Linked DNA regions of Homo sapiens: region 1 is linked to region 2. The links are chromatin loops, found by intact Hi-C in ENCODE. Cell type or tissue: GM12878. All regions are shown on one strand. Each heading gives the region's core, and the rest is flanking DNA. Links, peaks and the distances in the headings are about the cores only.

Region 1 (6,101 bases), core at 2,757-5,256, 92 kb after region 2:
GACTGCGCCATCGCACTCCAGCCTGGGCAACAGAGCAAGACTCTATCTCAAAAAAAAAAAAAAAAAAAAAAAAAAGTAACGATAAGTGTACTTTATCCTCCAAATATAGGTTAAGAAGACAGGTGAATAATAGAAAGCTGAAGCTAATGCATTTTAGGATAATAGGTGGGATGAAATTTGTTTCTAAAACAGAAGCACTTACATAAGTAGCTGACATTTTACAAAGTGTTTGCTATGTGCTAGGCACTATTTAAGAACTTTACATATTAGGCCAGGTGTGATGGCTCATGCCTGTAATCACAGCACTTTGGGAAGCTGAGACCAGCAGGATCACTTAAGGCCAGGAGTTTGAGGCTGCAATGAGCTATGATCACGCCACTGCACTCCAGCCAAAAAAAAAAAGAGAGAGAAAAAAAAAAGAAAAAAGAGAACTTTACATATTAGCTCATTTAATCTTTAAAACAAACCTAGGAGTTAAGTATTTCCACATTACAGATGAAGAAATTAAGGCATGGCTCAGTATGGTGTCTCAGGCCTGTAATCCTAACACTTAGGGAGGATCACTTGAGGCCAGGAGTTTTGAGACTTGCCTGGGCAACATAGAAAGACCCTGTCTCTACCAAAAAAAAAAGAAAGAAAAATAAAGAAATTGAAGCAAACAGCAGCTAGGCAAGTTGCCCAAGTTAGTAGTGAGCCTCTTGGTGGTGAGTTGGGACTCAAACCTAGGGAGTCTAATTCCTAAGTCAGGTCTTACCTACTTCGACACAAAGGGCTCTAATGGATGAGACAATAATTAAGGAACGAGATCATCTAGTCTAGTATTTATCAATCTCATATTAAAGATATACCACATTTATAATATGTCAAGTAAAAAGGATTCATATGATTACAATATACCGCTCTTTTCAGAGACATTGAATAGAATTAGATAAATGAATATTATCTGCTGGCAGCAAATTCACTACCACTCAACTGGCCTTTGCCCCTTTACAGATGTATTTTCCAAGTTACCGATAACCCTTTGTCCTGTATCTACAGACTCTAATAGCAATCAACAGACAAGCCTAAAGTGCTTTCACTAACTTCTGAATTCTTACGGCAAATTAGTCCATGCAGAATCAATTTACTAATTTATACCCTCTGGTGTCTTCAGGTATGTGAGCTGTGTCTCTCCTGACTGGCCTGACCTCGAGGCCTGGCACCATGTCTTCTACTGACCTGCGGGTTTCAAGTGCTGAGTGTGCTTCTACAAGTTAGATTTCAACATATATATGTTGATTTGGTCGATTATACAAATCACATTTCATACAAAATGAGTTGTATCAACAACCACTGCTTTTTAAGAAGTGCTTTTAATGTAAATCTGAATACTTTTACTGACCAAACCATTATAAAGTCTTCTCTGTGGTTTAGGCTGGAGGACAGTGGCTGGTAAAGTACAGTTCAGAGTAGACTAGGAACAGAACAAACTTTGGAGATTTGACAATGGAAATGAGATTTTGGGGGCTCTGACTGGTACTACCTTTAAAGGTTTTATACTGAGAGTATTATTGGCAGCGGCAAAACTCCTGCTCTATACAACGTGGTTAGTGTTGTTCCCTTATTACAAATCCTTGAGGCTGGGCATGGTGGCTCACACCTATAAACCCAGCACTTTAAGAGGCTGAGGTGGGAGGATTGCTTGAGCCCAGGAGTTCAAGACCAGCCTGAGCAACATGGTGAGACCCCCATCTCTCAAAAAAATAATTAAAAAATTTTTTTAAAATTAAAAAGCCTTGAGATACCTGCTCTCCGATTTTGTCTGGGGCTGCATTTCCAACAGGCTATGGTTTCAGCGCTGGCCAGTCCTCCTAACCACTGAAATGCTGCCCTGGCTACCACATACGGACTCCAGGTACCCTCTCTACCTGATGTGGCTGTTGAAGACCATGGGACACTCACCGAGAGGGTAAGGAGCAAAGGTGTTGGGTGAAGACTGCTGCTCTTTGGTCTGCAGGTCAGGTAGGCCGGGAGTCTGTGGGTGCGAGGGGAAGCTGTCCATGGCCGATTTGCCTGCAGAGGGGTGCAGAGACAGGTGCGGCGGGGGCGGTGGCGGTGGTGGCTGCTTCACGAGCAGGGCCTGGGCCAGCTGGCGCTGGTGCTGCTGGATCTGCTGCTGCAGATTAGTGATTGTGCGCGCAACCTGGCAGGCAGAGACATAGGTGCGTTAACTAGGTGGGAAGGGACACTCATGGCTTGTCTAGGGACCAAATGCATTCTTCATTGTCTTTATGCTGAGGCCACTACTGGCTAGGCCAACCTCCTCCCAAACCTAGCTGAACCCAGGAATTTTCAAAGGAAGGCTTGGCTAGAGAAAAATCAATGATCATCTAATAGTTCATCAATTAGCGTCTCTTCTATCAGGGAAAATTATAGCTCATGACAAAAATCAATCTGGGTAGCACCTACTTGCTGCTCCTGTTGTCTCATGGATCCGGACACATTACGCTGGGCCTGTAACATCTGCTGCTGGATTTGTAAACGTTGGTATGCCTGTTGACAGAACGAAGAGTTAAAATAGTATGATAATTAAGTGTAAGTTGAACTAATGGTTCAACTTTCTGACATTAGTTAAAAAATAAAAAAAGAGAACCTAGCCACTCTTCTTGGCCCATACTGTGGCTGACACATACTGTTTTTTTTTTTTTTTTTTTTTTTTTTTTTTTTAGATGGAGTCTCGCTCTGTCATCCAGGCTGGAGTGTAATGGCGTGATCTCAGCTCACTGCCACCTCTGCCTCCCGGGTTCAAGCAATTCTCCTGCCTCAGCCTCCCGAGTAGCTGGGATTGCAGTCGTGTGCCACCACGCCCAGCTAATTTTTGTATTTTTAGTAGAGACGGGGTTTCATTATGTTGGCCAGGCTGGTCTCAAACTACTGACTTCGTGATCTGCCTGCCTCAGCCTCCCAAAGTGCTGGGATTACAGGCATGAGCCACGGCGCCCAGCCATGGCTGACACATATTCTGGAGGCACAGAGCACTTTTAAAAGATTAATGTCTTATCCACTTTTTTAGTGCGCAGAACTAAAAAAAATCACAGAGTCAATACCTGTTTAGTGTTGGTGATGATGTTGGTCAGCAAATATTTTTCATTTAATGAAGAAATCAAAATTCTTCTGCTTGATTCATACAAACTGAAACTTAAAAAAAAAAAACAAAAAACCAACCTATTCTATAATGATGGAGACTGAAGTCCAGGACAGCCCAGACAATGTGAAACACTGGTAGTAACTGTCCCAAATCATTCAATAATAATGTGTGTTAAACAACGTGGTTATCTCCCTAACATCATGGGAATGAAAGCTAAGAGAGAACCTGAAATGCAGATTTGTGGGCACTTTTGTCACACAAACTTGTCATCTACAAAGTTGGTTAAAGTTATGATGATATTCTTCTGTACACTGACATAGAAGCTTTGGTCATTTGACTGTTTTGAAATGTTGGTTGAATATCATGATTTTTTTTCTTACAACATGAATTTTAGGGACATTTTTGGCAAGACTCATCAAAGTAGAATCCAAATAAAGGTGGAGATTATACTATTAGAAATGCCTCCTTCATCTGTAATCATGGAGGAATAAAATACCCCACTTAAGTGAATCCTTATAGGCCTAAAACTTAACCTTATGGAAGCACTGAAACTTTATTTTTCCAATTTTTCTGGAAAAAAATTTAAGAACAGAATACATTGTTTTAAAATTAGAACACCCTATTGGTAATTCAACATTTTCTTGATGTCTTTCACACTATAGAGGTCAATAAAAACTTACTGTATAACTAAAAGATTCTAGCACATCAGTAAGATAATCAGCTCTGTGTCAGGGCTGCAGCAATGCCTGCAGCGTCATCTAGTGGCAGAAAGCGATCTTCCTCTACAGTAACAGCTCTAAACCTGCATGCTTTTTCTATGAGTGCCTGTTTTCAGAGCTGTCTCCTTTCCTTTGGAGGTCAGTGGTCTCCGGCGGGCAGGACTGAAAGCAATAGGACTGCACATGTGCACTGCCTCCCCACAGCGATTCCTCACTACAGCACCACCTCCCTTCTGACAGATGGAAAAACAGTCTCTGGCCAGGCGCAGTGGCTCACGCCTGTAATCCCAGCACTTTGGGAGTCTGAGGCGGGAGGATCACCTGAGGTAAGGAGTTGGAGACCAGCAGCCTGACCAACATGGTGAAACCCTGTCTCTACTAAAAATACAAAAATTAGCTGGGCGTGGTGGCGGGCGCCTGTAATCCCAGCTACTCGGGAGGCTGAGACAGGAGAATTGCTTGAACCCACAAGGCAGAGGCTGCAGTGAGCCATGATCGTGCCACTGCACTCCAGCCTGGGCAACAGAGCAAGACTAGCAAGACGCCGTCTCAAAAAAAAAAAAAAAAGAAAAAGAAAAAGAAAAAACAGTCTCTGAGGGCCAAGCCTTGGTCCTGACCTCATGTCTAGAGCTCTGTGCTTTCCATTAAAGCGAGGACACATAGCATGTGTCTCTGGGACACGTCCTTCCCTCCTTCCTTCTATCCTCCCCTGCTGCTTACAGAAAAGCAGACCTCAAACTTGTTGGACATGTGTCTAAAAAACAGCAAAGGGGAAAGACTGAGGGCTGAGGTACTCTCTCATTAGCAAAGGTTTTATGCCAATGGTTCTGTCTTTTGGAGTTCCCATTCTTTTTTTTTTTTTTTTCTCCTTCATGATTCCTGGTCATGATTTTCTTTTTTTTTTTTCTTGAGACGGAGTCTTGCTCTGTCGCCCAGGCTGGAGTGCAAAGGTGCGAGGCTCACTGCAACCTCCGCCTTCCAGGTTCAAGCGATTCTCCTGCCTCAGCCTCCCGAATAGCTGGGATTACAGACATGCGCCATCATGCCCGGCTAATTTTTGTATTTTTAGTAGAGACGGGGTTTCACCATGTTGGCCAGACTAATCTCGAACTCCTGACCTCAGGTGATCCACCCGCCTGGGCCTCCCAAAATGCTGGGATTATAGGCATGAGCCACCGTGCCCGGCCGATTCCTGGTCATTTTCTAGGTGATGAAGTTGCTGGCTAAGATTGCTAAATAAATCAGATACCCACATTAAAGAATGAAATAATTAACTGGGTCTTTTAGTGTATATAATTTCAGTAAGCATCTAGGTATACAATGACATGGCAATTATAGTAAAATCAGTAAGACTGATTGAAAATTAAAAAAAAATCAAGATTATGTGAAGCTACAAAACTTTCAAGAATTATTAGGTCACATCAGCCATTCTTGACCGGGGTTTCATGAGAGAATTAAGTTCTAATGCTCTAAGGCATCTACTATATGTAATAAAGCAATTTTTCTCCTGTGCTTCTAGAATAGTATTTATGTATACCATCCTTAGAATAACTGAGAAAATAGTCACTCAAATGATTTTTTGTGTTCTGTGGTTCTCAGAAACTCTGGCTGAGAGCTCAACTGAAAAGACATGCCTAATTATAAAATCTGGTAGATTGGTAGATTTTCTGAACACAAAGAGGCCAAGCCATGTGCAGTGGTGCACACCCGTGGTGTCTCAGCTACTCAGGTGGCTGAGGTGGGAGGATCCCTTGAGTCCAGGAGTTCCAGACCAGCCTGGCAACATAGTAAGATGCTGCCTCTAAACAAAAACAAAAACAAAGAGGCCAAAACATTTACAAAACCTAGTAGGACACCTTTGAGTGAGAACTCCCTAACTCATGAAGAGTTTAAATACTTCATGAGAGTCTCAATGACATCCCTGACGTGAAGACAAACATTATCACAACTGCTGCTCTCAGCAGGTGCCGTGCATCTGCACTCGGCCTGCGTGCTCTAACTTGCATGGGTCTATCCACTCACCAGCTGCAGCTGATAGAGCTGGTTCAACATCGTCATATGTTGAGGATTAATTGGCGAGGTTAATAGTGCAGGGTTGAGACCAATGTTTTTTGCTGCAAACTGCAAAAGCTGTGCTTGAACCTGTTTAACATAAAATATACTATTAGCCGTTGTATCTCTGTTAAAATAGTTACTTGTACCTGTAGTTTTTCAAAATTCAAAAATGATTAAATGATAATTTGTAGGGAGACCCC
Region 2 (7,207 bases), core at 4,517-7,016:
AGGCCCCTTTCTAGTTTCCCTGTCATAGTGTCATAGTCTTGTAGGATTCGTTTTACTTTTTTTTTTTTTTTTTTGAGACGGAGTTTTGCTCTTGTTGCCCAGGCCGGAGTACGATGGCACAATCTCACCGCAAACTTTGCTTCCTGGGTTCAAGCAATTCTCTCCTGTCTCAGCCTCCCGAGTAGCTGGGATTACAGGCATGCGCCACCACGCCCAGCTAATTTTATATTTTTAGTAGAGATGGGGTTTCTCCATGTTGGTCAAGCTGGTCTCAAACTCCCAACCTCAGGTGATCCGCCCCGCCTTGAACTCCCAAAGCGCTGGGATTACAGGCATGAGCTACCACACCTGGCCATTGTACCTTTTTAAAAATACATATATCTATTTACTGGCAAGATGCAGTGACTCACACCTGTAATCTCAGCCTGTGGGAGGCCAAGGTGGACAGATCACTTGAGCCCAGGAGTTGGAGACTCACCTGGGCAACATAGTAAAACCCCATCTCTACCAAAAAAAAAAAGAAATTAGCCAGTCATAGCAGCGCACACCTGTGGTCCCTGCTACTCAGGAGGCTGAGGCAGAAGGATGGAGCCTGGGAGGTCGAGGCTGCAGTGAGTGGTGATAGCACCACTGCACTCCAGCCCGGGCGACAAGGCCAGACCCTGTCTCAAAAAAAAAAGGGGGAGGTGGGGAGTAATGTTTGGTTTGCCTCATGGTTCCTTTTGCTTGTTTCTTATACGTTTATTTTCTTGTTGTTGAAGTACCTTTTTTAGTAGTTTTTGCAGCCAGGAGGTATAGATGGGAAGCTGCCAGTCTTTGTATGGAAATCTTTCTTTTGTCATCTAGTTTAAGCTGGGCAGCAAGAGGTAGGTTGATCTTGTGTGGGTTTGGGTTTTTTTTTTTTTTTTGAGACGGAGTCTTACTCTGTCGCCCAGGCTGGAGTGCAATGGCGTGATCTCGGCTCACTGCAACCTCTGCCACCCGGATTCAAGCGATTTTCCCACCTCGCCTCCCAAGTAGGTGGGATTACAGGCACCCACCATCATGCCTGGCTAATTTTTGTAGAGACAAGGGTTCACCATGTTGGCTAGGCTGGTCTTGAACTCCTGACCTCAGGTGATCCACCCGCCTTGGCTTCCCAAAGTGTTGGAATTACAGGCATGAGCCGCCGTGCCCGGCCTTTTTAATTTTTATTTTTTTTGAGATGGAGTCTTGCTCTGTTGCCCTGGCTGGAGTGGAGTGACGTGATCTTAGCTCACAGCAACCTCCGCCTTTTGGGTTCAAGCAGTTCTGCCTCATCCTTCCGGGTAGCTGGGATCACAGGTGCGTGCCACCATGCGTAGCTCATTTATGTATTTTTAATAGAGATGGGGTTTCACCATGTTGGCCAGCTGGTCTGGAACTCCTGACCTCAGGTGATCCGCATGCCTCAGCTCCCAAAGTGCTGGGATTACAGGCGTGAGCCACCACGCCTGGTCTTGATCTTGTTGCTTTGAAAAGTAGCAGCGCTGGTCATTGTGTTTTTGCTCAGAGGAAGGCCGCCATCTCTCTAATGTTACCTCTGGTCAGGTATTCTATCTGTTCTCTCTCAGCACAATGTGTGTAGGGGAAGCTTTGTTTCATTTATCCTGCTTTATAGCTGGTGTGCCTTTTCATTTCTGGGGAAGGAATGAAGCCATTATCACTTCAGGTATTTCTCTCCTCATCCATCTCTGAGGTGTTCTGGGTTCCATCTTCCAGAGTGTGTTTTGTTTCAGTGACTATTTTTACATCTGCTGCTCTAATTCATCATGCTCCGTTTTGTTTGACAAGTTACTGTTGGGTTATTTTTAAATTTATGCTGTTCCTTCCATTATGTTCCTGAAAATCTTTTCTTAGACTTTTCCAGATTTTTCTATTTCCTCAGGAACATATTCTGTGGTTGAGTTTCTGGGTTATTTTCTGTTATCTTAGTTTTCTTTCCTCTGCTTTGGAGATTTTATTTTTGTTAGTTTATCACAAAGAATGAAACTGAAACTCTCTCCAAGGGGTTTAGCAGACTTGACCTCTTAGGTACTTTTAGGGTTGCCTCGAAGTACACAATGTGGTGGTTTGATATAAACATAACAGGAATTTATTTCTCGCTCACAGACCCCCTACGTGGTTCCAGGCCGGTTGATGGGGAGGCCGCCCACGAGGCGGCTTAGGTCGCCCTGGCTGGCTGTATACAGACACGGAGGGGAAGAGACGTGGCGGAGCCCCTGGGTGTGAGGTTTTCATGGGCCTGACCAGAAGCTGCAAACGTCACTTCTGCTGATCTTTCAAAGACTAGAACCTGGGCACAGGGCCACCTATACGTTTAGTATACTTAGTCCAGTTCGTTTTTTGTTTGTTTTTAAAAACAGTCTTGCTCTGTGGCCCAGGCTGGAGTGCAGTGGCGCAGTCTCGGCTCACTATAACCTCCATCTCCCAGGTTCAAGTGATTCTCCCGCCTCAGCCTCCTGAGTAGCTGGGATTACAGGCTTCTGCCACCATGCCCAGCTAACCTTTTGTATTTTTAGTAGAGACGGGGTTTCATCATGTTGACCGGGCTGGTCTGGAACTCCTAACCTCAGGTGATCTGCCTGCCTCAGCCTCCCAAAGTGCTGGGATTACAGGCGTGAGCCACCACGCCTGGCCACACTTAGTCTAGTTCTATACCCTGGAGGAAGAATAAATGAGTTGGTTTGGTGAGTGCTTCGAGGTCTCTACCCGCCCTGCCTCCCAGCACAGAGCCAGGCCGCTCTGGCCTGAATACCCTGCCCGGACGTCACAGGGCCTGTCCCCTCAAAAGGCCAGTCCTGCCTTCCTGGTTCTGTTCTTGCCCAACATTCTGTATGAGTCACAGCTGCAAATTCCATTCCCGTGGGGAGGCTGACGGGTCCCTTCCCCTGTGCGGGGCATCTGCCCTGTGGAGTTGAGGCTGCCAGTGTCCGCTCTGGGTTCCCGACCACCCGGCAGCTGGCATCTCCTCCCCGCTTGGGTATGGCCATTCCGTTTCTGACCTTCAGAGGTGCGCCCCTGAGCACCCCCATGCCTCTGCGTACGTGGAGACGTCGTTGTTGCTGCCCCGTGCTTGAGGGACTCCTGGCGAGAAAGTGAGCCCAGGCTGGGAATAGGGCTGCAGCTGTTCTCTTTTGCTCCCAAACTGTGGCCTCAGAATGCATCCAGGGATTTTGCATCAGCTTTGGGGACATGGCCCTCTCAGAACAAGGAAGCTTCAGCTTTGGCAAGGCTCTCCCTCCTTCAGACCTGCCGCTGTGAGTTGTTCAATAGCTCTGTTCTCCTGGCTCTGCGTAAACCTTGTTGACAGAGGCTGACCCAGACCCCCGAGGCAGAAACCTTTCCCTTCTCCTTCCTCGACATCCAAATGCCCTGAGTCAGGAGCCAGCGTATGAAGTCCTGTCCCCTGTTCAGCCTATAGGAGGGATTTCTCGGTCTACTTCCTCCCTGGCCAGCAAGTAAAACTTGAGTTCATTCAGTGAGTATTTATTACACCCTACCCAGACATCAGCATTCTGCCCTGGCCTCTGTGTGCCCTTGTTCTCTTCAAGAAGTTCCGGGTCACCAGCCTGACCAACATGGAGAAACTCCGTCTCTACTAAAAATACAAAAATTAGCCAGGCGTGGTGGCGCATGCCTGTAATCCCAGCTACTTGGGAGGCTGAGGCAGGAGAATCGCTTGAACCCGGTAGGCGAAGGTTGCAGTGAGCCAAGATCGCCCCATTGCACTCCAAGCCTGGGCAACAACAAGAGCAAAACTCAGTCTCAAAACAAAACAAAACAAAAGAAGTTCAGGGTCTTCCCATTGCAAGCAGTTCTAGATCGAGGAGAGGGGTTCCTAGCATGGGACCCAGCAGAAGGACTGTCCTTCGCTCCTTCATTGTCTACGTGGACAGTGGATGAAGCCCAGCCGAACCTGCCTTGTTCCCGTTTTCTGGGTCAGCAGGGAAAGCCTTTCACAGAGTAGCCACCGTGCCATCCTGAGGAAGGCCCTGGGTCAGAAGCTTCTGTGCTTCTTTGTACCCCGGGCGAGACACACAGGTGCTCACACTGCTCTGTAGAAACTGTTGGCATCCAAGAGAGACTCACCTGGAAATCTCTGGAAAACCTGAAGCTCCTAGCTGGGGGTGCTGTGCTTCAGATGCTGGTGGTGGGTGGGCACCCTTGCATCAACAGCTGCACAGTGTGTGGTGGGCTTGCAGGGTCGCTTGGCAATAGTAGGAGCTCTGATTTATTTTTTTAAACTTTTTTTCTGGCTGGGCACGGTGGCTCACACCTGTAATCCCAGCACTTTGGAAGGCCTAGGCGGGCGGATCACTTGAGGTCAGGAGTTTGAGACCAGCCAGGCCAACATGGTGAAACCCCATCTCTACTAAAAATACAAAAATTAGCCAAGCGTGGTGGCACACACCTGTAATTCCAGCTACTTGGGAGGCAGAGGCACAAGAATTGCTTGAACCTGGGAGGCAGAGGTTGCAGTGAGCCAAGATTATGCCACTGCACTCCAGCCTGGATGACAGAGCGAGACTCTGTCTCAAAAAAAATAGACAAAGCCAGGCGCAGTGGCTCATGCCTGTAATCCCAACACTTTGGGAGGCCGAGGTGGGTGAATCACGAGGTCAGGAGATCGAGACCATCCTGGCTAACACGGTGAAACCCCGTCTCTACTGAAAATACAAAAAAATTAGCCAGGCGTGGTGGCGGGCACCTGTAGTCTCAGCTACTCGGGAGGCTGAGGCAGGAGAGTGGCGTGAACCCAGGAGGCGGAGCTTGCAGTGAGCTGAGATCACGCCACTGCACTCCAGCCTGGGCGACAGAGCGAGACTCCGTCTCAAAAAAAAAAAAAAAATAGACCTTTTTGTGTTTTCTGTTCTACTACACAAGTAATACAGGTTGAGTATTCCTTAACCTAAATGCCTGGGACCAGAAGTGTTTCGGATTTCAGGTTTTCGAATATTTGCATGTTCATAATATAATGAGACCTTGGGAATGAGCCCCAAGTGTAAACACAAAATCCATTTATGTTTTATAGACATCTTAGGCACATAGCCTGAGAGTAATTTTATGTATTTAGTAATTTGGACGTGAGCCACAGTTTTTGACTGTGACCTGTCCCATGAGGTCAGGTGTGGAATTTTCCACTTGTGGTGGGCGCTCAAAAAGTTTCAGATTTTGGAGCCTTTCAGGTTAGAGACATGCAATCTATAATAAGTTTAATCTAGGAAAAGTTAGGGTCTGGCACAGAGGCTCACGTCTGTGATCCCAGCACTTTGGGAGGCTGAGGCAGGCAGATCACTGGAAGTGCTGGACGGGTGGGGAAGTGCCGGGTGCAAGAACCAAGCTCTTTGACTATGGACCTCAGCCTGAGGTTGGTCAAGAGGTGGAGTGAGTGGGGGCTGAGGACCTTCATCCTGAAACCCTGATGCAGGAGAGTCTGGGGTCTGCCTTCTACCCTCATGTGGCGGGTGAAGGAGCAAGGTTCTCAACTCAGGAGGGTTCTTCCCCTCTCCATTCCCACCCAGGGGACATCTCACAACAACTAGAAACAATTTTGTCGCAGCTGGGGGGTGGGAGGTGTGTTCCTGGCATCTATCTAATGGGTGGGGGCGAGGGACGCAGCCCAACACCCTACACTGCACAGGACACAGCGAGATCCGGCCTCAAATGGCAGCCATGGCAGCGTCAGCCCTCCAGGGGGCGCGCCCCTGGCGCAGGTGGTGTGCCGGCCCACAGCTCCTTGCAGGCTGGGAGCTGCATTTTCGTGACATGTCATGAGTCCTCAGAGAAAAAGAGGGAACGAGTGCATGGTGGGGAGGGGCCCTGGCGTGCTGGAGTCTCTGGGTTTCCTTCTCCAGAGACCCCTGCAGTCAGCTGAGCGCAATCAGTCACGTTGGGCTTTGCTTGGATCTCACTGGAATTTTTCGAGCCACCCCTTAGTCCTCACCTTGCTAAGCCCTCACGTCTCAATAACCTCAAACCTCAGTACCTGGGCTGAGAAAGCCTGAGTGGCCCTGGGAGAGAGACCCTGCACCCAAGGACAAGGACATCCCTGCTTCACCCAACCCAAAGGCCAGTCTGGACATATGAACTCAACCAGCTAAGAGTGATATGATTGATTGATGAGAATCACCAGAGCACTTGCCAGAGTTTCAGCTTCTCCCTGGGCCAAAGTGAAGTTTGCTTTACACAGTAAATGTGCTCTGTGCAGGTCCTGAATTTAGAAGGCTGTGCTGTGTCATCCTGCTCTGTAAATGGCCAGTAGGACCCCCGCCCCTTCTCAAGGCACATTACCCGTTTAAAACGGGGGAGGCAAGAGCACAAAGCGCCCACCTATTCACCGAAGAGCATGTATATAACTTAGGGCCTTCCATCCTTAAACAACAGGACCTTCCTTGCTCTTAAGGAAAAGGAAACAGGTTCAGAGACGTTAATTCATTGCCAAGGTCACACAGATAATGGGTCCAGCGAAGAGTGGTGTCCGAGCCCAAGGCAGCAGGCCTTTGGCCACTGCAGTGTTAAACAGCACAGCTGGTGTGGAAGTCCGGTGCTGAGTCCTGGGTACCTGGACTCGGAGGGAAGCTGGCTGCAGGGGGAAGGGGCTGCGCAGTTGTGGATGTACCTGTCGTCTGCTGGGGGGCGTGCGGGTGGACACAGTCCCCCGGCCTGGGGAGCCTCGTGGGAGAATTAAGAGTTACTCCGGGCCAAATGGCCGGAGTTGTCAGATCTGGCAGCGTCTTCGCTGGGGCTCCAGGGAGCTGCTGCTGGGGTGGAAGCTCTCACACTCTTTCTCCACGTGCCCTTTCCAGTTCCCTGACATCGTGGAGTTCTGCGAGGCCATGGCCAACGCCGGGAAGACCGTAATTGTGGCTGCACTGGATGGGACCTTCCAGAGGAAGGTAAGGCGTCTGATCCAGGTCTGGAGCTGGGATTGAGGAGGGCAAGAGGCTTCTGGATGGGCACAGAGACACCAGCTCTGGGTGACCAGGGCTCAGCCACCACAGGGTTACGGCCGAGCTGCTCAGGCCTTGGCTGAGCCAAGGGACTCCATGGTCTGTGCAGACTGCGTGCCATCTGTTGCGGCAGGTGCTTTGAATTGGCAAAGGGACAGAGCCGGGCATGGTGCTCTGGGGGTTGGGGGAAGGACTAAGGTCAGAGCAAACTCTCCTGGCTTCAGTGCTTGTGAATC

Evidence for each region. Peaks named below come from ENCODE experiments on the same cell type or tissue, not always from the same donor. Only the 100,000 strongest peaks of a DNase experiment are listed, where the experiment ranks them.
Region 1: it touches region 2 in a loop (8-fold over the local background); 13 of 110 quality-filtered maps call a loop at or near these places.

The regions. Positions count from the first base shown.
Region 1 is chr17:78,082,934-78,089,034 of GRCh38, reverse strand. It overlaps TNRC6C (trinucleotide repeat containing adaptor 6C), which reads right to left. Exons shown (of 23, transcript NM_001142640.2): 13 at 5,869-5,988; 14 at 2,449-2,532; 15 at 1,942-2,182. Among named protein-coding and RNA genes, the nearest start is that of TMC6, 43 kb to the left of the region's middle. In GM12878, for the core only: a CTCF peak has its summit at 3,886 (motif pointing left); a DNase peak (open chromatin) is centred at 3,884.
Region 2 is chr17:78,175,239-78,182,445 of GRCh38, reverse strand. TK1 (thymidine kinase 1) reads left to right here. Exons shown (of 7, transcript NM_003258.5): 5 at 6,828-6,917. Among named protein-coding and RNA genes, the nearest start is that of TK1, 8.2 kb to the left of the region's middle. RefSeq lists enhancers at 5,128-5,905, 6,634-6,683, 5,906-6,684, 6,694-6,813, 6,834-7,013. In GM12878, for the core only: a CTCF peak has its summit at 5,720 (motif pointing right); no DNase peak of the experiment used is centred there; H3K27ac peaks cover 322 bases.